Regions from separate parts of the Homo sapiens genome. Here region 2 is linked to region 1. The links are chromatin loops, found by intact Hi-C in ENCODE. Cell type or tissue: endothelial cell of umbilical vein. All regions are shown on one strand. Links, peaks and the distances in the headings refer to the core of each region. The heading gives the core; the rest is flanking DNA. Region 1 overlaps RAP2C-AS1 (RAP2C antisense RNA 1). Region 2 overlaps HS6ST2 (heparan sulfate 6-O-sulfotransferase 2).

Region 1 (11,218 bases), core at 1,732-9,731:
GAAAGAGACAGAGATGGACTCAAAAAGGAAGATTCTAGCATATGGAGTAAGGTAGAACATCAAAATGGTACATGCACCAGGGTAGATTTACCACATAGCTAATTAACCTTAAAGCTTCTGGGCCCTTTTCAAGCAACCTTTCCAAGGCCCTGGGAATTATTATAGCACTAGTCATGTTTTTGTAAAATTTGCAGAAATAAAATAGTTTAACTTGAATTAGTTAAGACTACAGTTTTCCATTTCAACTTCCCCTTCCATCATACTTCCACTAGTGTTGGGTGGTGATGGAATAGCCATGGGAAATCTTAGGATCCTTATGACCTACTTAGATCCAGTGAAACCCCCTGGTAATTTTCTAAGTATGTCCTGTTAAAAGGAAGGAAATTAGGGAAATCTAGGGGAAAATGTCAAACTCTGAACTACCATGATGAAGTTCTTTGGGGAGGAGACACCAAACTATACTCTGGGGAAGGTGTCAAGGGCCTCCAGTCAAGTGAGACATGAGTTTGCCAATATGAAGGGACAAAGACAGTGGCCATTAGGGAGAAGACTAAGAGGGAAAACAGATCCTGGATAGAGACAGAGAATATCCCTGTTCTGTATGTGTCCTTGGTGGAGCCCATGGATGCAGAGGGTTTGCAGCTAAATGAACTATATGGGACAAGCTCCAGAGGAAGCATAATGAAGAAGCTGAGATGTTGTTAGAAGAGCTTTCCTGAAGATGGACCTCTGCTTCTGATTAAGATGAGTATCAGGGACCAGATTTCATCTCCCACTTGAAATAACCAAAAAGTTAGAAAAAATATATGATACAACACTTTTCATGAGTGTATATCAGGCAATGAAGAGAACTAATCCCCGGGGTATGAAAAACGAATGCAGTAAACCTAGGAAGGGGAAACCCAGGTAGAGTCTGACAGACTTCTTGAGCTGAAGAGATGGAGCTGATAATCTGGGGTGACTAAGAAGGCTGGAGTTCAGAACAGAATACCAGGAGAGGGCTGCATAGAGAGGGAACTTGAGAAATCTATAGAGGGTTCCTCACAAGCATTCAGCTGAGTACTAAACTGCACATGTGAGAAAACTACCTGATATTGAGGGAAGAACCACCCAAAAGGATCAGAAGTAACTGCACTTAGCATTCATACAAGGCTAGGAGTAGTGCCTGTTCCCAACCAGCCAGATTGGAAAACCTCATAATTCTAGGGCATTGGATAGAGTACTCAGGAAGGCCTTGCCTCAGTTATAAAGACTATTTAGCCATAGACTGAACATTCTTTCAGACCTGCCTAATAGATTATAAAAGCTAGCCTTGAAAGGATCAAAATATTTTTGAGTAACTTAACTGCATCCCAGAACGAAGGTCTATAATATTTATTAGAAATACAAAAACATCTAGCATACAATGAGGTAAAAGTCACAATGTCTGGCATCCGATAAAAGATTATCAGTATGCAAAGAAGAAGGAAAGAATGATCCATAATGAGGAGAATAACTATATTAGAATTAGCAGAGAAAAGGACATTGCAATAGTTTCTGTAATTGTATTTCATATATTCAAAAAGTTCAGTGAAGATATGAGTGGTATAAAAAAGACCAAATTGATTATAAACCAGGGGTTCTGTGTTTTTACAATTTTAAAAAATAAAATGGGCCAGGTGCAGTGGTTCACACCTGTAATCCCAGCACTTTAGGAGGCCGAGGCAGGCAGATCACTTGAGATCAGGAGTTTGAGACCAGCCTGGCCAACACGGTGAAACGCTGTCTCTACTAAAAATACAAAAATAAGCCAGGTGTGGTGGTGCACGCCTGTAATCCCAGCTACTCAGGAGGCTGAGGCAAGGGAATAGCTTGAACCCCGGAGGCAGAAGTTGCAGTGAGCCAAGATCGTGCCACTGCACTCTAGCCTGGGTGACAGAGTAAGACTCTGTCTCTAAACAAATAAATAAATAAATTTTTAAAAGACCAAATTGAACTTCTAGAGATGAAAAATACAATGTCTAATATGAAAAATACACTGGATAGAATGGCAGAGTACACATTGCAGAAGAGATTCGTGAACATGAAGATATATTAATAGAAACTATCTCAAGTGAAACAGAAAAAAACTAAATAAATAGAACATCAATGAGCTTAGGAAAACAACAAGTGGCTTAATACACATGTAATCAGATCCCCTGAGGTGGGGGGAGCAGGGGCAGAAAAAATATATTAAGGAATAATAGCTGAGAATTTTCCAAATTTGATGAAAACTATAAACCCACAGATCCAAGCAGCTCAATTAACCCCAAGCCCAGGAAATATGAAGAATAGTAGAATCGGGCACATCATAGTCAAGTTGTCCAAAACCAGTGACAAAGAAAAACTCTTTAAAGTAGCCAGATAAAAGAGATATGTTATGTTCAGAAGAACATATATATAGGTGACAGCAGATTGGAAATTATGCAAATGGCAAGACAGTGGAGCAACACCTTGCAGAGGTTTGGAAATAAATCTATCAAAAATTCAGGGGGCTTCTACCTCAGTGAAATGTTTAGGGGCTAAGTGGAGTAGGGCATGTGGAGGAATCCCTGCGAAGGTAAAAAACAGATTGTTGCATCTTTCTCCTCCAAAAAGGAGGCACATCGCCTGGTGGGCCTCTTTGGATTTCAACGTATTCCTTATTTGAGTGTATTACTCCAGCCCATTTACTGAGTGACCCAAAAAGCTGCTAGTTTTGAGTAGGGCCCAGAACAAGGTCCAGGCTGGTATGCAAGTTGCTCTGCCAATTGGGCTACATGATCCAGCAGATCCAATGGTGCCTGAAGGATCAGTGGCAGATAGGAATGTAGTTTGGAAACCGTGTCAGGCCCCATAGGTGAATTGCTACACAAGGCTCTTAGGATTTTGGAGTAAAATCTTACCACCCTCAGCAAATAACTACTCTTTGGAGAAAGAGCTGTTTGTCTGCTACTGGGCCTTAGTAGAGACTGAATGCTTAACCACAGGCCACCACATTACCATGTGACCTGAACTGACCATTATCTGACCCACCAAGCCATAAAATTGGGCATGCACCAAAATACTTCATCATTAAATGAAAGTGATATTATTCTTGATTGGTCTGAACAGGACCTGAGAGCACAAATAAGTTACACGAAGAAGTGGCCTAAATGCCCATGAGCCTCATTCCTGCTACACTATCTTCTGTCTGTAAGCTTGCAGCTATGGCCTCATGGGGGAGTTTCCTATGATCAGGTCATGGAGGAAGAGAGGACCCAGACCTGCTTTATAGATGATTCTGCATGATATACAGGCACTATCCAAAAGTGGACAGCTGCAGGACTACAGCCCCTCTCTGAAACATCCCTAAAGGACATTGATGAAGGGAAATATTCCCAGTAGGCAGAACTTGAAAAAGTGCACTTGTCATTCACTTTGTTTGGAAGAAAAAATGGCTAGACATTATTATACACTAATTCATGGTCTGTGGCCAATAGTTTAGCTGGATGGTCAGAGACTTGAAGGGAACGTAATTGGAACATTGATGAGAAAGAAATTTGGGGAAGAGGTATGGGATAGATCTCTATGAATGGGTAAAAAAATGAAGATATTTGTGAATGCTCATCAAAAGGTGACTTCAGCAGAGGATTTTAATAATCAAGTGGATAGAATCACCCATTTATGGATACTAGTCTCTTTCCCAGCCACCTCTGTCATTGCTCAATGGGCTCATAAACAAAGTGACCATGGTGGCAGGAATGGAGGTTATGCATGGAATCAGCAACATGAACTTCTATTCAACAAGGCCAACTTGGCTATGGCCATGGCGGGGTGTCCAATCTGCCAGCAGCAGAGACCAACACTGAATCCCTGATACAGTGGCAGGCTGATTACATTGGGCCACTTCCATCGTGGAAGTTTTGTCCATACTGGAATAGACACTTACTATGGATAAGGATTTGCCTTCCCTGAACACAATTATTCTTTCAAAACTACCCTCTGTAGACTTACAGAATGCCCTATTTACCATCATAGTATTCCACCCAGCATTGCTTCTGATAAAGGAACTCACTTCACTGCAAACTGGCTTTTTAAAAACTCTGTTACAGCACCAGCCAGCTGGCAATACCTTGTAGGGCAAGGGGAAAGTTCTCCAGAAGGCTGTATATGCTCTGAATCAGCATCTTCAGATGGGGCTGTTTCTCCCATAGCCAGGATTCATGGGTCCAGCAATTAAGGGGTGGCAAAGGGAGTGGTACCACTCACCATCACCCCTAGTGATCTACTAGCAAAATTTCTACTGCCTCTTTTCATGAATTTATGGTCTGCTGGCCAAGAAGTCTTAGTTCCAAAGGGAGGAATGCTTCCGCCAGAAGACACAACAATGATTCCATTGAATTGAAAGTTAAGGCTGCTGCCTGGCCACTTTGGGCTCCTCATGCCTCTGAATCAACAGGAGGCAAGGAAGGGAGTTATTGTGCTGGCTGAGTTGATTGATTCTGAATACCAAGGAGAAATTGAACTATAACTCCACAATGTAGGTAAGGAAGAATATGTCTGGAATACAGAGGATCCCTTAAGATGCATCTTAGTATTTCCACGCCCTGTGATTAAGGTAAATGGAAAAGACAACAAACCAATCCAGGCAAGACTACTAATGGCCCAGACCCTTCAGGAATGAGGGTTTGGGTCATGCCTCCAGGTAAAGAACCACAACCAGCTGAGGTGTTTGCTGAAGACAAAGAAGATGCAGAATGGGTAGTAGAAGAAGGTAGTTATAAATTCCAACTACAACCATGTGACCAGTTACAGAAATGAAGACTGTAATTGTCAGAGTATTTCCTTATTTCCCAATGATCCCTACCCCCAGTGGTCCATTAGGTGGCTCCATAATATTCAGGCCTAGATAATCTCTAAGGTCCTTGTGAAGGAAAAGAACACCGTGTATTGAGTACCTACTGTGTCAGGTTGTATACTAAGCAGAGGCTAAGAGGAAAGATATAGCATTCTGTGGGGACGAGAAGACAGCAAATGGCGGGAAGAAAGCCAGATGGAAGGTGCTGAGGCAGAGGTATCCACTGTATCCTGGTAGAAAGACCTCAAGCCATTTGGGAGTATAAAGGGAGAGTTGAGAAGGGGAGAGGGTGGCATTGCTTGGCTTTGAAATGTGGCTGGCCAAGATGCTTGGGCACTGATGTGCTCTTGACAATTTGAAAGGGCTCTTGGATTGTTCCTACGTTCAGACTGCTTTTAAAGAGCTGTTTTGTATGGAGGCCTCTTTCATTTGCATGAAGTCATGCTCACCTTCTATAGGTGTTTCTCAGCTGTCAAGAGCTCTCCAAACCTTCTGGAAAGCCCTTGTGACAAAGGAAGTTGTGGGATGCAGAGGCCAGGTGCTCAGACTCCCATGAGTGGGTGGAGAATGGAAATAAAATGAATGAAATGGGTTTAGGATTGGAGAATGTCCAGGTCACTCTTGATTGAATCACTAGGGAAAAGCTGTAGTGGAAATAAGCCCCAGACTGATTTTTCAGCTCTACTTCATCTCCCTTCTGCTGGGCCGGCAACATGAGACTAATGGGGAAAAGCACGGCAGAGCAAAGAGGCTACTTCTTGGGGAATCAAACATAGCAGAAAGTTACCACCGTAAATAGAAAATAGATTGAAAGCATTTGAAAGTTTCTGTTCAGCATTACCAGGAATTAGCCTGGCATTTAAGAGCCTGTACAGTACAGTCCCAGCCTATCACTGAGTCTTATCTTTTACTTCTTATTGACCCCTACCCTCTACTTGTCAGGCCTACTTATTAGGCCTTGATCCCTGAATAATAATAATCTTTGAATTTCTCATCTCCCAGCTTCACCTTCACCCCCACCCATTGCCTTGTTTTCTCTTAGAGCTGTTGTTCCTCTGAATCCCTGTACCACTTGCCTACATTAGCATTTTTTCTTAGATTACCTTATCACACAATGCATTTATTCTTTTTCATTGTGTAAAAGTCTATATTCCCACCTAGATTCTAAGTGCCTTGAGAACAGGCACCATGTCCTATACCTCCTGTCTCCCTCCCCTTCCTCTATTGTGCTAGATCCACAATTAATGGATCAAAAATAATCTTCTGGTTGTTTTGTTGATTATTACAAGTATGTCATGAGATTGTCCCATAGGATTCTGCCTTGAATTTTTATATGGCCTTGAACAAGTTTCTGCTCCTGTCTTTGCCTCAGTTTCTCTATCTGTAAATGATTGGATTGGACTCGACGACATCTAAGAGTTCTTCAAGCTTTGATAGCAGATGATTCTACAAGTCCATCCTCAAAAAGAGGAAAGAGAATTGATCCAACTTACTAACAAAGCTGGGGAAGGAGGAAATATATTTGCATAAAAAATGAAACCAAACAACAAACAACAGCTGAAGGGGGAACAAAAGGGAATCTAAGGAATCTAAGGGCTAGGAACTTGTGTGAGAATTGAGGTAGAGGAAAACGCTAACCCTCTTAAAGAACAGGCTTTTCCAGCCCTGGGTGCTTTACAAACATGAATTTTCTTCTATCATGGAGAAAGAGATCCAGCTAAGTCTAGCACTTGTGTTAGCAACTGGTTGCAACGGCCTAAAAGCAGAATAATCAAATGAAACTCCCTACCACTCAGCAGTCAGGCACTCATGAATGCCTAGACCGAGTTAACAAAGTTCCCAGACACTGCCATCTAGTGGCAGTTCAGAAATATATTTGTGGCAATTCATCCTTGCATTCTCTGATGGAGCTGTCAGCATTTTGGAGAAACATGAACCAACCCAAGGATGAAATATTGGGCTAGTGAAGAATGAAAAAGTCCCCCGAGGGAAAGCTCGATAAGGAAACTAGGAGAGACAAAGACAGAGAAGGACAAAGACAAGGCCAAAGCAAGTGAGACAGAGCAAGACACAGTTATTCATGAAGCTAGGTGAAACTTTCACTGAAAATGGGGTAGGGAGGGGGAATTAACACAATCACTCAACCTGGCCCAGCATCTCAATCATAGCTTTAGAGAGATGGTGGTGGGAGCAGCTTCTGATATGCTTTATGTGCTTTTCTCCTCTCTTGTTCTCAATTTCTCCCCAATCCCACACTCTTTTACCTTGTCCGTATGTTCCTTCCCACATGATCACTCCATACCCAACTCCCTAAAAACAAAAACAAAAATAAAACAACAATAACGAAAGACCTTCTTGGGGTTGTAGATAAGTATTAGAGACTATGGATGATCACATGTTTGTTTTTAAAAAAAGTAATACCAAAGACGTCTACAGGTCTCTGGATACATCTCTACCTAAATATAAATGTGAAAGATCTTTTGTCCCATTACGTTTGCAGTGTTTTCTTGCTCCTGAGCTCCAGACCTACATTTCCAATTGCTTATGGGGCATGTTCATTTGGATATCCTCTGACTTTTCATCATTAAAATTTTCCCAAAACTGTCCCCCTCCTCACTTCTCCCCACACCCTGTCTCCATCCTTTGCTCCTCATTTCTTTGTCTGGTCCTTCAATCTCCCTAATGATTGAGACCACAAATCAGTCTCCCGCACCCTCAATATGCTCTAATTCTCCCTGGCATTAAGTCTTTGAGACTTCCTTCAAAGTTATATCTCTAAGATATCTCTTATTTTCTGTTTCTACATACACTGTGCTGGATCTGACCTCATAACCTCTCAACTGGAAAACTGAAATGGTTGTGGTTTCAGCATTTGTTATAGATGCCCAATTCATCCACTTTTCTTCATCTGCATTAGCAACAACCCAGTCACAGCCTCCATCATCTCTCTCACCTGTGCTACGACAATCATCTTTTGATTGGTCTCTCCACCTTCAAACTTATCCAACAAAGGATGTCCTGCATAAATAAGCATACCTTGAAGATATTGTGGATTTGCTTTCAGACCACTGCCATAAAGCAAATATTGCAATAAAGTGAGCAACATAATGTTTTTGGTTGCTGAGTGCATATAAAAGTTACATTTCGAAGTTCTAGCCACAGCAATCAGGCAAGAGAAAGAAATAAAGGGCATCCCAATTGGAAAAGAGGAAATCGAACTATCTTTGTTTTCTGATTATATGATCTTATATCTAGAATACCCTAAAGACTCCTCCAAAACACTTTTAAATCTGATAAATGAACTTGGTAAAGTCCCAGGCTACAACATCAATATAGACAAGTGAGCAGTACTGCTATGCACCAACAATGACCAAACTGAATGACAAATCAAGACTCAATTCCTTTTACAGTAGCTGCAAAAAATAAAATACCCAGGAATATACCTAACCAAGGAGGTGAAACATCTCTGTAAGGAGTATTACAAAACACAGCTGCAAGAAATTGTAGATGACACAAACAAATGGAAATACATCCCATGCTCATGCACTGGAAGAATCAATACGATGAAAATGACCACACTGCTCAAAGCAACCTACAGATTCAATGCAATTCCTATCAAAATACCAACATCATTTTTTCACAGAATTAGAAAAATCCCCTAAATTCATATAGAACCAGAAAAAAGTCCAAATAGCCAAAGCAATCCTAAGCAGAAAAACAAATCTTGAGGCATCACATTACCTGACTTCAAATTATACTACAAGGCTATAGTAACCAAAAGAGCATGGTACTGGTAAAAACGTAGACATGTAACTGATGGAACAGAATAGAGGTCTCAGGAATAAAGCCACATCTTACAACCAACTGATCTTTGACAAAGCATACAAAAGCATAAATTAGGGAAAAGATATCCTGTTCAATAAATGGTGCTGGGAAAATTGGATAGCTACATGTAGAAGAACAAAACCAGATCCCTATATCTTACCATGTACAAAATTTAACTCAAGATGGATCTAAGAACTGATACCATTAAAAATCTAGAAGAAAACCTAGGAAAAACTCTTCTGAACATTGGCCTAGGCAAATAATTTATGACTAAGACCCCAAAAGCAAATGCAACAAAAACAAAACTGAATAAATGGGACCTAATTAAACTAAAAAGCTTCTGCACAGCAAAAGAAATAATTATCAGATAGAAGCGGTTCCAAGATGGCTGAATAGGAACAGATCCAGTTTATAGCTCCCAGCGTGAGCGACGCAGAAGATGGATGATTTCTGCATTTCCAACTGAGGTACCGGGTTCATCTCACTGGGGACTTTCAGACGGTGGGTGCAGGACAGTGGGTGCAGTGCACCAAGCATGAGCCAAAGCAGGGCGAGGCATCGCCTCACCCAGGAAGGGCAAGGGGTCAGGGAATTCCCTTTCCTAGCCAAGGAAAGGGGTGACAGACGGCACCTGGAAAATCGGGTCATTCCCACCCTAATACTGTGCTTTTCTGACGGTCTTAGTAAACGGCACACCAGGAGATTATATCCCACGCATGGCTCAGAGGGTCCTACACCCACAGAGCCTGACTCATTGCTAGCACAGCAGTTTGAGATCAAACTGCAAGGCGGCAGCAAGGCTGGGGGAGGGGTGACCGCCATTGCCGAGGCTTGAGTAGGTAAACAAAGCGGCCAGGAAGCTCAAACTGGGTGGAGCCCACCACAGCTCAAGGAGGTCTGCCTGCCTGCCTCTGTAGCCTCCACCTCTGGGGGCAGGGCATAGCCAAACAAAACGCAGCAGAAACCTCTGCAGACTTAAATGTCCCTGTCTGACAGATTGGAAGACAGCAGTGGTTCTCCCAGCACGCAGCTTGAGATCTGAGAATGGACAGACTGCCTCCTCAAGTGGGTCCCTGATCCCCGAGTAGCCTAACTGGGAGGCACCCCCTAGTAGGGGCGGACTGACACCTCACATAGCCGGGTACTCCTCTGAGACAAAACTTGCAGAGGAACGATCAGGCAGCAACATTTGCTGTTCACCAATATTCTCTGTTCTGCAGCCTCTGCTGCTGATACCCAGGCAAACAGGGTCTGGAGTGGACCTCCAGCAAACTCCAACAAACCTGCACCTGAGGCTCCTGACTGCTAGAAGGAAAACTAACAAACAGGAAGGACATACACACCAAAACCCCATCTGCACATCACCATCATCAAAGACCAAAGGTAGATAAAACCAAAAAGATGGGGAAAAAACAGAGCAGAAAAACTGAAAATTCTAAAAATCAGAGCACCTCTACTCCTCCAAAGAAATGCAGCTCCTCACCAGCAACGGAACAAAGCTGGATGGAGAATGACTTTGACGAGTTGAGAGAAGAAGGCTTCAGACGATGAAACTTCACCGAGCTAAAGGAGGAAGTTCGAACCCATGGCAAAGAAGTTAAAAACCTTGAAAAAAGACTAGACGAATGGCTAACTAGAATAACCAATGCAGAGAAGTCCCTAAAGGAACTGACGGAGCTGAAAACCATGGCACAAGAACTACGTGAAGAATGCACAAACCTCAGTAGCCAATTCGATCAACTGGAAGAAAGGGTATCAGTGATGGAAGATCAAATGAATGAAATGAAGTGAGAAGAGAAGTTTAGAGAAAAAAGAATAAAAAGAAATGAACAAAGCCTCCAAGAAATATGGGACTATGTGAAAAGACCAAATCTACGTCCGAATGGTGTACCTGAAAGTGACGGGGAGAATGCAACCAAGTTGGAAAACACTCTGCAGGATATTATCCAGGAGAACTTCCCCAATCTAGCAAGGCAAGCCAACATTCAAATTCAGGAAATACAGAGAATGCCACAAAGATGCTCCTCGAGAAGAGCAACTCCAAGGCACATAAAGATCAGATTCACCAAAGTAGAAGTGAAGGAAAAAATGTCAAGGGCAGCCAGAGAGAAAGGTCAGGTTACCCACAAAGGGAAGCCCATCAGACTAACAGCTGATCTCTCGGCAGAAACTCTACAAGCCAGAAGAGAGCGGGGGCCGATATTCAACATTCTTAAAGAAAAGAATTTTCAACCAGAATTTCATATCCAGCCAAACTAAGCTTCATAAGTGAAGGAGAAATAAAATACTTTACAGACAAGCAAATGCTGAGAGATTTTGTCACCACCAGGCCTGCCCTAAAAGAGCTCCTGAAGGAAGCACTAAACATGGAAAGGAACAACCGGTACCAGCCCCTGCAAAAACATGCCAAATTGTAAAGACCATCAAGGCTAGGAAGAAACTGCATCAACTAACGAGCAAAATAACCAGATAACATCATAATGACAGGATCAAATTCACACATAATAATATTAACCTTAAATGTAAATGGGCTAAAGGCTCCAATTAAAAGACACA
Region 2 (11,218 bases), core at 2,152-10,151, 340 kb before region 1:
GTCCTTTGGGTGAGGTATGAAGAAGAGCAGAAAACTCCTTCAAGGAGAACTAATAGCATGTTTGGTGGGTGCAAGACCTTCAGCCTCTTCAGATTTGGTTTTGTGTCTGGTAGATCTTTTGTCTAATAAGTCTTGCTTGTCTCATGGATCACTGTGCTCCCAAGAGTTCACCTTGCTCCCCACCTCCTGTGGGTAGCCCAGAAAGTCTGGCTAAGTCAGCAGCCCACAGCATGAACTTCAAGGGGAAAGGAAGAGGTTCAGCATCCAGATCATTTAGGTCTTTCTAGTGTTGTGAAGACAATTAAATGAAGTCATGTGTCACACTGCTCTATGTAACCCACTGTCTGCAAATGCAACAGCTCACTCTTCTCACTAGGTAAAGCATGACTACTAAGCCATAAAACTTGTGACAAATGTGCCAAAAACAACACATCTACAGGCACGTCTGTCTGCTTCAAAGTAGTCCCCTTGTGAAGTCCCACACTTCTTTTATGAGACTGCTGCCACTGCTGATAACAGCATTTATTAAACTCCTGTTTGGGGACTACTAATATGAGCTACACAAGAAAAGCACTTAAAACAGCACCTCCAGGGCTTAAGGGGTCCAGCTCCATCAGAAGCATGTTTGCCTTTGATTCAATTTACCATACTTTTATTTAGTTTGTGCTCACATATTAATATTGTTTGATTTGAACGCCTTCCTCCTTGCTTTGACCCAGTCATTTACATGCAATGGGAGGATCCATGTGGTTGCTTTAGACTTCATTAGCCAAGGAAGGAGACCAGACCTTCAACATTAATGACTCAGTGTCATATACAACCACCCCAACTATTGGCAGAGTTACTTAGGACCACCAACCACAGTTCTTTTTCTACCACTCATTGTTTCTCCAAGAACAAGATGTGCAAAGGCTGAACTTTTATATATATATATAAAATATTTTATATATATTATATATAAAATATTATATATAATATATATATAAAATATTATATATAATATTATATATAAAATATTATATATATATTATATATAATATATTATATATATATTATATATAAAATATTATATATAATATTATATATATAAAATAATATATAATATTATATATATAAAATATTATATATATAAATATATAATATTTTATATATATATTTTTTATATATATATAGCACATATATATGCTACAGGTATAATAGAATGTTCACTCCTATTGATTTGGGATAAGAATTTGTTTCCTTTCTTAAATTAACTTTTTATTGATCACTCCTATGACCTTAACTGCTACGGGTTTTCTGGCCTTCTTCTATTAAAAAATGTCTTTGATATTTATTTCCCCTTTGAGTAGTGCAGGGAAAACCTTATCATGGCCTTTCGTGAACCAGTAGCCTCAAAGGAAAGTAAATGTTTACAGCATGATCCTCAGAACTTTGCTCAAGTAACATTCCCTGGACTTTCCCTTGATGGAAATGGGTGCCCCCAGGGTTTCTCCAAGGGGTAGAGAGAAGATAGGGCTTGCATCCGGGGGCACAGTTGGCTTGTCTACACTCTAGATACCACCTGGGATTTCTGAGAGACTTCTGATCTCTGAAGCCACATGCCTAGGACAGTGATTCTCAAACTCAACTGTGTGTATATCAGAATTTCTGGATGGGCTTCCCAAAATGCAGATTGGCAAGCCCCAGCCTCTGAGTTTCAGATTCAGTGAGTGGACCTGAGAGTGTGCATTTCTAACAAGTTCCTAAATGATGCTGATGCTGATGGTTCTGGGCTCACACTTTAGGAACCACTTTTTTAGTTAACTCATAGAATTAGAAGTCCTGGGCTTGTGCCCTAGCACCAGGATGGAAAGAATACCATTTCTAGAGTGAGAGAGACCTGGATTGAAGCCTGAACACACCTACTTAACTTGAGGCGTGACCCAGAGTCACATCATCTCTGAGTCTCAGTTTCTTCATTCTGGAAAAGGGAATAATAATATATGATTCACAGGATTGTTGGGAGTTAACGTATAAGTGTCAGGCACAGAGCACCCCCAGTTCCTGGCTATGTAGTTGGTGTAAGAAAGTGTCCTCTTTGAGCAGCCAAATGTTTACCCTTCATGGGGGTTAGTGAGTTCTTTCAGGCCTGGTTGAGTGTGCCATCCTAGGTAACTAGCAGACACAAAGAGGGTCTGCTAAAATAACAGGACTTCGGCCCAGAAATAGTTCTCTCAGGTAGATTGATTCTCAAGGGCTACTGGCAAGGTGTGATTTGGGGACAAGTCCTTGCCTGTCTCTCTCTGGGCCTCAGTATCCCCACCTTTAAAGTGAAGGGTTTGACCTAAATGATTTACTGTCTCAAAGGTTTCCTCCTGTTCTGACGAGTGTAGGACTCTGTGACTTAGAACTTGGGCACTTATTTCAGAATGGTCTATTAAAAGGAGAATAAAAAATAAGATTCTTGTTTTTAACCATTTAGTTATTTTTAACGTCCTTAAACTTTCCAGCCTTCTTTTAAACTGGGATACTGCACAAAAAGTCAGGGACAACAGCTAAATATAACAATGTCCTTCACAGCTACATCTCCTTAAAATGCTCCATTACAGGTATAAAATGGTATATCTGTTATTTCATAGTGACATCTAGTGGCTTTTCCTTATCAAAGAATAAGATACGCATTTTCCTATTTGCTCATCATAAGCTCTGCTGCTTCTCCTGCAGAAATTCATTCAACAATCTTTTATTAATTGCTTACTTTATGTCAAACATTGTGCTAGGCCCTGAGGATAGATACATGGTTCTTACCCTCCCAGAGCTCATAGTCCAGCGGAAGAGGCAGAAAAATCGCTTGACAATCCCAGCACATTGTGATACATGTTACAATGGGAGAACACCAGGGCGTCTGGAGCAGAGAAGGGGGTGCTTAACTCCATCCAGGGAGGTCAAGGAAGGTTTCGCGGAGGAGACAGTCTTTGAGTTGAGTTTTGAAAGACTTTGCCAGGTAACCTACAAAGGATAAATAGAAGCCATTCAAAAGAGTGGGCACTCCATATACAGAGGCAAAGCACCTGTGGAGTCACTGCCTGGGACTTTGATTTGGAAAATTCAGCATATAGGGTATAGAGCAAGGTTCCTCAACCTTGGCATTATTGGCATCTGAGGCAGGGTATTTCTTTGTTGTAGGGGGACTGTGCATGATAGGATATTTAGCAACATCCCTGGACTTGACTTACTAGATGCCAGTACCAACCCCCTCCCCAAGTCATTACAACCAAAATATCCCCAGATATTGCCAAGTGGCCCAGAGTTGGGGGTTTGGGGAGTGGAGATGGAAGATCACTCACAATTGAGAAAGACTTGTATAGAGGGAGCTCACTTGAGAAGGCTGGACAGAAAGAAAGGTGGTTGCTGGATTCCACAAGGCTGTCTGTAGCATGTGGAGGAGCTTGGCTTCATGTCATAGTTGATAGGGAGCCATTGGGAGGGCTTAATTAGGGAATGACAGGTCAGGTATGTGCCATCTGGGGGTGTGGAAGTGGCATGGGACTGGAGACCTGAAGAGTAGGACGGGATGCTACTGCAATGTTTTAGTAGAGAAGTGATGAAGGCCTGACCCCAGGCAGTGGTGCAAAGGATGGATTTCAGAGCTATTAGAAACTGGAAAGGACTTAAGCGAATGTTTAGCTCTTAGTAGTGAGGGGAGATTAGAGGAGTCAAGGATGGCCCTTTGGTTTCTTGCTTGGACAACTCTTTCATTTGTTGCTATTATTTCGACAATTGCTTATCAGTGACAGGAAAAAGTTGGCCTAAACTTGTAGACACAAAGCAGGTTCACTGTGCATTGTTTATAAACTTCTATGGGTTTGGTGAGACAGAACACACTCATAAGCAACAAGTTACATGAAGTGGGTTTATTACTTACAGATAGGCAGCAAGGGACAAAAGAAGCCTAGGATCCACTGTGAGATGGTTTCCCAAGACTCAAGAAAGCTGCCTGGGTGAATGAGTCTCGATTAAGCATGCCTCACTTGCACCATAGCTGAGAGACCCCAAAAGGCAGCCTTTCCTGAGTTATATACCTCAGGGGCCATGTGACTCATTTAGCAAAGCTTTGAAGGACATCCTGCTTCTGAGAGAAAGGAACAAAGGCTGGGCTGTCCCAGGCAGTTCCTCCCTATCTCAAGATGTTAGATTCTCCAGGAAGGACTGGAACAAGGCTTTTGCTGTTTCAGGCAGTTCCTCCCTATCTCAGGATACTGCACTCCCAGCACATTCTACAGTTATTCTTAAGAATGACAAGCAAGAATGAGGGGAGTATTGTGTTGGTCCAAGGCCACCCAGAGAACTGTCATTCAGTAGAAGGTGGTAAACCTTTAACTGTGTAGTGCCTGTAAAGTCACCATGGGCATACAGAAGCACCAATCAGCCATTCAATTAACCCATGTAACCCAATGGGGAGTCATGGCTCCAATTTAAAAATGTGACACCTTGTCATTTTAATTAGGTGATACATTTGGTCACAAGAAAGTCCTGTCCAATTACTACTAAGTGAAACAGGTGGCGTATGATTTTCCTGGGGCTGAACTGGCCTCATTCAGTTAAAATTCAGTCAGTCCATTCAGCGGCACCCTTCAGTTTCATGTCAACCTGAAGAAAGATTTCCAGCAACTATCAGAGACTTGCTCTCACCTGCATCTTGCTCTGTTTTGATCAATGCCTGAATCCAGGCATTGCCAACAGGAACAGGAAAGTATGGTGAAGATATTGGGGGATATAATCAGAATGTAGATGTCTTTTGACAGGCTTAGATTTCCTCCATCAAGAAGAGATTAAACAGGGCCACAAATACACTGCATCAGTTCCTGACAATATAGATTGCGTTCCAGCGTGGCATATATGTGAAAGTATGAAACAATTGAGCTTACTGTGTATCAGTGGTGTGGTGTGGCCGCCAAAATGGTCCATGTGATCTGAGGCCACATTAAGAGAAATGGTGTCAAGAATGAGGAAGGTGATAGGCTGTCCCTTCTTGTTGCTTGTCAGATCGTGCTTAGCAGGCCATGTTCCAATAAAGTGGAATGCACTTGCAGGCAGACAACAGGATAGCGGGGCCTTGAAGCTATATAGAGAATAGTTGAAAACCATTTTTAGCATAAAGAAGAGAAGCCCTGGGGTAAATGCTGTCTTCGAATATCTGAAGCCACACAAGTGGAATTTTAAAAAGGTCCCTAAATAGACCATGATGGTCTGGAAATTACCACTTTGTGCTGACCACTCCGTACCTTATCTTCAGCCCAGGTTGCTCTCTGAGTGCCAGATCTGTTCATTCAACTCTACTCAGATGTCCCGCAGGCACCTCAGTCCTTCCTCCAGAGCTCTAGGAGGCATCCTTAAGTCCTCCTCCTCTTTCTCCCCCGAATCCCTTTTGTCACTTTTACCCGCTAAATATTTCTCTAGTCTGCTCCTCCTTCTCTTTTGCCTTGTCTTCTGCAGTGGCCTCTTAACTAACTTCACGAATTTCATCTTCATATACATAATGATCTTTCTAAAACACAGACCTCATCATGTCATTCCCCTGCTTAAAGCCCTTCAAAGCCTCTCTGTTGCCTGCAGAATTAACTTTGAATGCTTTAATATGGCATCTGTGGCCTTTCACAACCAGGTCCTGGGCTCCCTCTCCATCTTCAATTCCTGCCACTACTCCTTCACTCCCCGGGAGGTTTTTTGATGCACGTTTCTCTTGCACAATAGGCTGGTTTATGCCTCTGTGCCTCTGCTCATGCTGATCCTTCTGTCTCATACTCCTTTCCTCTCTCCTTGACTCATTTTTTTTTTTTTTTTTTTGAGATGGAGTCTCACACTCTGTCACCCAGGCTGGAGTGCAGTGGTGATACCATGGTGCACTGCAGCTTCTACCTCCTAGGCTCAAGTGATCCTCTCGCCTCAGCCTCCCTAGTAGCTGAGACTACAGGTGTGCACCACCACGCCCACTAATTTTTCTATTTTTTGCAGAGACAGGGTTTCACCATGTTGTTCAGGCTGGTCTTGAACTATTGGGTTCAAGTGATCTGCCCACCTTGGCCTCCCAAAGTGCTGGAATTACAGGTGTGAGCCACCGTGCCCAGTTGCCTCATCTAATTCTTGTTTTTCAAAATAAAGCTGCAGAAACCCTTGTCTTATCTTTAGGCTAGGTTAGAAATCAGTGTGAGGTGTTTTTTTTTAATCATACCCTGCACTTGCTCCAAGCATTCATGGCACACACAATTGAAACACTTTCCCCGGGTTTCCATGTCTTATCCCTGTCTGTATCCCCAGTGCCTGCCATAGTGCCAGGCACACATTAGGTGCCAAGACTAAGCAAGTCTTGACCTGACCTGACCACTGAGGGAAAACTGGCCATGTCTCTGTTTGCCCCCGACCCCAGCTGCATTCCCCAGCGTGCTTCTCTGATATTGCCCTAAAAGCTCTTCCTTGGATATAATGAGCATCCTGGATTCTTTTTCTGACATAACCTCCAAGGTGTTATCTTTACCTGCCTTCCTACTTCCAACACACCATGAAATTCAGGAGACCCCTGGACCCTGGACACCTACCCTTCAGCAGATCTTTCTTTCTTTCTACACATGGAATATTTCTAAGCAGCATCAAGTGCTTTCAGTTGAGGCATTCTGGGTCCCCAAGGCTATTTGCCCTGGAAGAAGGGGGCTGTTGACACTCACTGAATCTCTGCAGGTTTTGTCATATGAGTCTAGGTGGCTGTTATCACCAAGGCAGCAGTGTGTGTATGTGTGTGCCCCTCTAACTTCTCTGCTGCAGTGAAAATCCCTACAGTGTAGACACTGAGGCTGCCTACGTTGGGCTGTCCGTATTTCTTAAGGGCACTAGGTGACCTTCAAGTTGAATGCATACTGGATCCACACACCCACAACATGAGAGACCCTCTCTGAAAGTCTGTCTCTGTGTTGCCTTCTCTCTATCCATGTTGGGGTAGGGGTGGTGCTTATGAAACATTGATTGTGTCATTAACCCTGGTGGTTGGGATGTATTTGCTCTGAAAGGCTAGGAACAATGTTTAGGAAGGAGAGCTGCAGACTTCCACTGTGGTGCACTCTTAATATTTACCAGAAGATGTCACTGTAGGCTTAAACCAATACAAGAAGTTAGGGCAAGAAGACTTCCAGCTAAGCATGAAGGTGACTCCATTTTGGGGGGTTAGAACACCGAGCAGCCCCCATTACAATGCATGCCTGGAAAAGCTGGTTGAAAGGTTAATCCAAATGTGTCACAGACCTTAATAAATTTCTTTTTTTTTTTTTCCAAATAATCAGACTAATTGCCACTAAACTGTTGCCTCAGGGCTAGCATAAAGGCTCAATAAGTATGCACTGAATGGATGAGTACTAAAGCTAGGAGTGGAAGGAGGGAACCCAGGGCTTTAGTAGTCATCTTTGTTGGTAAAGGCTACTGGAGAACAAAAGCTGCTACTCTTTAGCAGTGGCTTCTCATAGAGATGAATTTTAGTGGCACCAACAAGATCAGGTCCTAGGGAAAGTAGTGAGACAAGTGAAAGTGCTCTTGGCCCCTTTTCCATCCTCACTCCCAGATGCTTCTCCTGTGCCCAATGCTTGTTTCTTCCTGAAAAAATATATAAAGTGATTTATTTTAAGAAAAACCTTCCTGTGATTTTTTGCAAGGCACTTAGAAGATTATCCAGAGTTTTTATGTCATGAGGCATGTCCCTAGCTCTCTCCTTCCTCTTCCCCAGGATAGTTCATCAAGTAAGCAGTTAAAGAAGTTACTGAGATTCTGCTTTATGCCAGGGATGAAGGCCAATGTACAAAGCTGGAATGGATGGGATGAGGGCTATATAGAAGAATAGGACAGAGCCCCTGTCCTTGAAAACATAGTTTAAGTGGAAATATAAACAATTAATTGTAATTCAGTATCACACATTTTTGGGGGAGGCAGTGGGGTGGAGGGGTAGGGTCTCACTCTATTGCTCAGGCTGAAATGCAGTGGCACAACCACAGCTCACTGCAACCTCCGTCTCCTGGGTTCAAGTGATTCTCGTGCCTCAGCCTCCTGAGTAGCTAGGATTACGGGAGCGCACAACCACACCTGGCTAATTTTTGTATTTTTAACAGATGGGGTTTCACCGTGTTGTCCAGGCTGGTCTCAAACTCCTTACCTCAAGCAACCCACCCACCTCAGCCTCCCAAACTGCTGGGATTACAGGCATGAGCCACCGTGCCCAGCCCCAGTATCACAAATATTTTAACAAAGGCTAAGTATAGAAGTGCTATGGCAACACAGAGGAAGAAATGATAACTGGCAACACAGAGTGGGGTACATTTTTTCACAAAAGAGATGGTACTTGAACTGGTATTGAAGGATGAGTAGAATTTTCCAGCCAAAGAGGGAAGATCATGGCAGGCAGAGCAAGCACCATGTACAGGATAGAGGCATAGGAGATAGATTTCAGGATGCCTGAGGTGATGGAAGCCCCAGTTGGGAGAAACGTTTCCTCAATGAACATCAGCCAATATTCAGTTAAGCAGGTGGCTGAGCAGGTTCCCTGTGGCTCCTCATGTATGTGTAGAGAACAACCACTCCCTCAGATGGGAATGAATATTTCAGAAAAGTTGCAAGCCATTCTCCGGGTTTCCTTTAAGAAGCTAAATGCTAATATTCAATGTTTATTGTTGCTTTCTTTCCACAATATGCCCTTCTGTGGCCTCGTCCTTCATCTTCTGTACCTGAGTGGTAACCCATTTCTCATGAAAAGCACAATGACACGGTTCTCTCCTTAAGTATGCCTGATTGTATCATGGACTTGATGTTTCTGGGGCGTGTGCCTACCATGTATGGTGTGAGTGTGTTAACATGTGGTTTAAATGTTTGCTAGTCTGCTATTTGAGCAAAGAACTTTGTTTGAAGCCCTAAAGAGAAGACAGCCATACAGCAAAGCCTCCACACTTGCTGACATCCACGTGCCCTTTTAGTAGATAAGGAAAAGGGACATTTTGAAGCTGCTGATAGAGTTAAGTTTCCTATCCTGGGAATATTATCATAGGAGCAAAGGTGGAAACCAAGGTAGTAGCTTGCATACATGCCATTGGCAGCTACCATGTCTATTTCAGTCAGTGACTAACCACAGCGTTTATTGCTGGAGGCCCTGGGCTACTCTGCCTATCTCTACATTCCACTTCCATAATGTATGAGCCATAATATGACAACAGCCAGAATCAAGAGTATCATATCATACACTCTTTTAATGAGTTTTTTAAAAACAAAAAGATATGCAGATTAGACTGGATATTAGAAAAAATGCTATTGCATATTTAATAAGATTCGAATTTGAACCCACTTGTCAACTCCATTTCACTCCAATAAAGTATGTGCTTCCAATGAGTCTCCATTTCATGATCACTAAATGGTTTAGAGTGGGGGGCATGAAATAAAGTGGTTGCCTAGTTAGCCAATGGTGTCATTGGGAAGATTTTGTCTTTGGTTAGAGAGGGAGAAAAAGAGGGGAAGGGGGAACGAACGGGAGTGAAGCATGACAAGGTCAATGTCTGGAATCTAACCTTTTCATACCTGTTTTAGCTGAAGTATCAGCAAATTGGTTGAAAAAATTAGCTATCTCTAGGCTAGTGAGACTCAGAGAGGGGACTGCAGTACAGTTTACAGGACAAATGCCATCAGATCCCTGTCATTTTTGCTTTGCCTTCCTTTTTAGCCAGTGAACACCACATATGCCATGTACCTCCATGACTCCACTTATTTCGCCCATATCTCTGACTGTTGGTTTTTGTGCTTCATCCATAGGAACTTCCACTACATCACCATCCTCCGAGACCCAGTGTCCCGGTACTTGAGTGAGTGGAGGCATGTCCAGAGAGGGGCAACATGGAAAGCATCCCTGCATGTCTGCGATGGAAGGCCTCCAACCTCCGAAGAGCTGCCCAGCTGCTACACTGGCGATGACTGGTCTGGCTGCCCCCTCAAAGAGTTTATGGACTGTCCCTACAATCTAGCCAACAACCGCCAGGTGCGCATGCTCTCCGACCTGACCCTGGTAGGCTGCTACAACCTCTCTGTCATGCCTGAAAAGCAAAGAAACAAGGTCCTTCTGGAAAGTGCCAAGTCAAATCTGAAGCACATGGCGTTCTTCGGCCTCACTGAGTTTCAGCGGAAGACCCAATATCTGTTTGAGAAAACCTTCAACATGAACTTTATTTCGCCATTTACCCAGTATAATACCACTAGGGCCTCTAGTGTAGAGATCAATGAGGAAATTCAAAAGCGTATTGAGGGACTGAATTTTCTGGATATGGAGTTGTACAGCTATGCCAAAGACCTTTTTTTGCAGAGGTATCAGTTTATGAGGCAGAAAGAGCATCAGGAGGCCAGGCGAAAGCGTCAGGAACAACGCAAATTTCTGAAGGGAAGGCTCCTTCAGACCCATTTCCAGAGCCAGGGTCAGGGCCAGAGCCAGAATCCGAATCAGAATCAGAGTCAGAACCCAAATCCGAATGCCAATCAGAACCTGACTCAGAATCTGATGCAGAATCTGACTCAGAGTTTGAGCCAGAAGGAGAACCGGGAAAGCCCGAAGCAGAACTCAGGCAAGGAGCAGAATGATAACACCAGCAATGGCACCAACGACTACATAGGCAGTGTAGAGAAATGGCGTTAAATGGCTCAAAAAGGCCTGTACATACTTCTCCCAAAGCGCCACTGAAAAGATGGCATAGCTTAAAAGATGAAAGTGTCCAAACACATCCTGCTTCCTTCATTGGGGAAGTTTTAAAAAAAAGTTTAGATGTTGCCTTTACAGTTGCCTTTCAATTCAGTGTTATACTGTGTGTAGGTAAAACAAATCTCAATATGGAATTAAATTGTCTTTTTGGGGTTGGACTAAATATGAAATCCGAAAGCCAAACCAGACTCACCAGAAATTGCTGTTTAGATATTTTAAGAAGTTCTTAAATTAGTTATGGAGACAAAGTGAAAACATAAAATGTGACCATTTAACTTATGGCTAAGAAATGGACTTTAAATTATTCATGATACACTGTTAAAACCCAATCTTGGAATCAAATATTTTTTCCAGGGGTGAGAATAAGTATAAACATAAAGCAACTAAAATGAAACATAAAACCTTTTATTTTCTTCTGATTTTAACAAGGAATCTATTTAAATAGAATAACAACTGATGGTGAATCTTACCGAG

What was found. Peaks named below come from ENCODE experiments on the same cell type or tissue, not always from the same donor. Only the 100,000 strongest peaks of a DNase experiment are listed, where the experiment ranks them.
Region 2: it touches region 1 in a loop (17-fold over the local background); 25 of 110 quality-filtered maps call a loop at or near these places.

What each region holds. Positions count from the first base shown.
Region 1 is chrX:132,288,441-132,299,658 of GRCh38, reverse strand. All of the region lies in intron 2 of RAP2C-AS1 (RAP2C antisense RNA 1), which reads right to left. Among named protein-coding and RNA genes, the nearest start is that of RAP2C, 75 kb to the right of the region's middle. RefSeq lists an enhancer at 8,747-9,946. In endothelial cell of umbilical vein, for the core only: a CTCF peak has its summit at 6,679 (motif pointing left); no DNase peak of the experiment used is centred there; H3K27me3 peaks cover 157 bases.
Region 2 is chrX:132,627,686-132,638,903 of GRCh38, reverse strand. HS6ST2 (heparan sulfate 6-O-sulfotransferase 2) reads left to right here. Exons shown (of 5, transcript NM_001394073.1): 5 at 9,811-11,218. The coding sequence ends at 10,681. Among named protein-coding and RNA genes, the nearest start is that of HS6ST2-AS1, 34 kb to the left of the region's middle. In endothelial cell of umbilical vein, for the core only: a CTCF peak has its summit at 7,095 (motif pointing right); no DNase peak of the experiment used is centred there.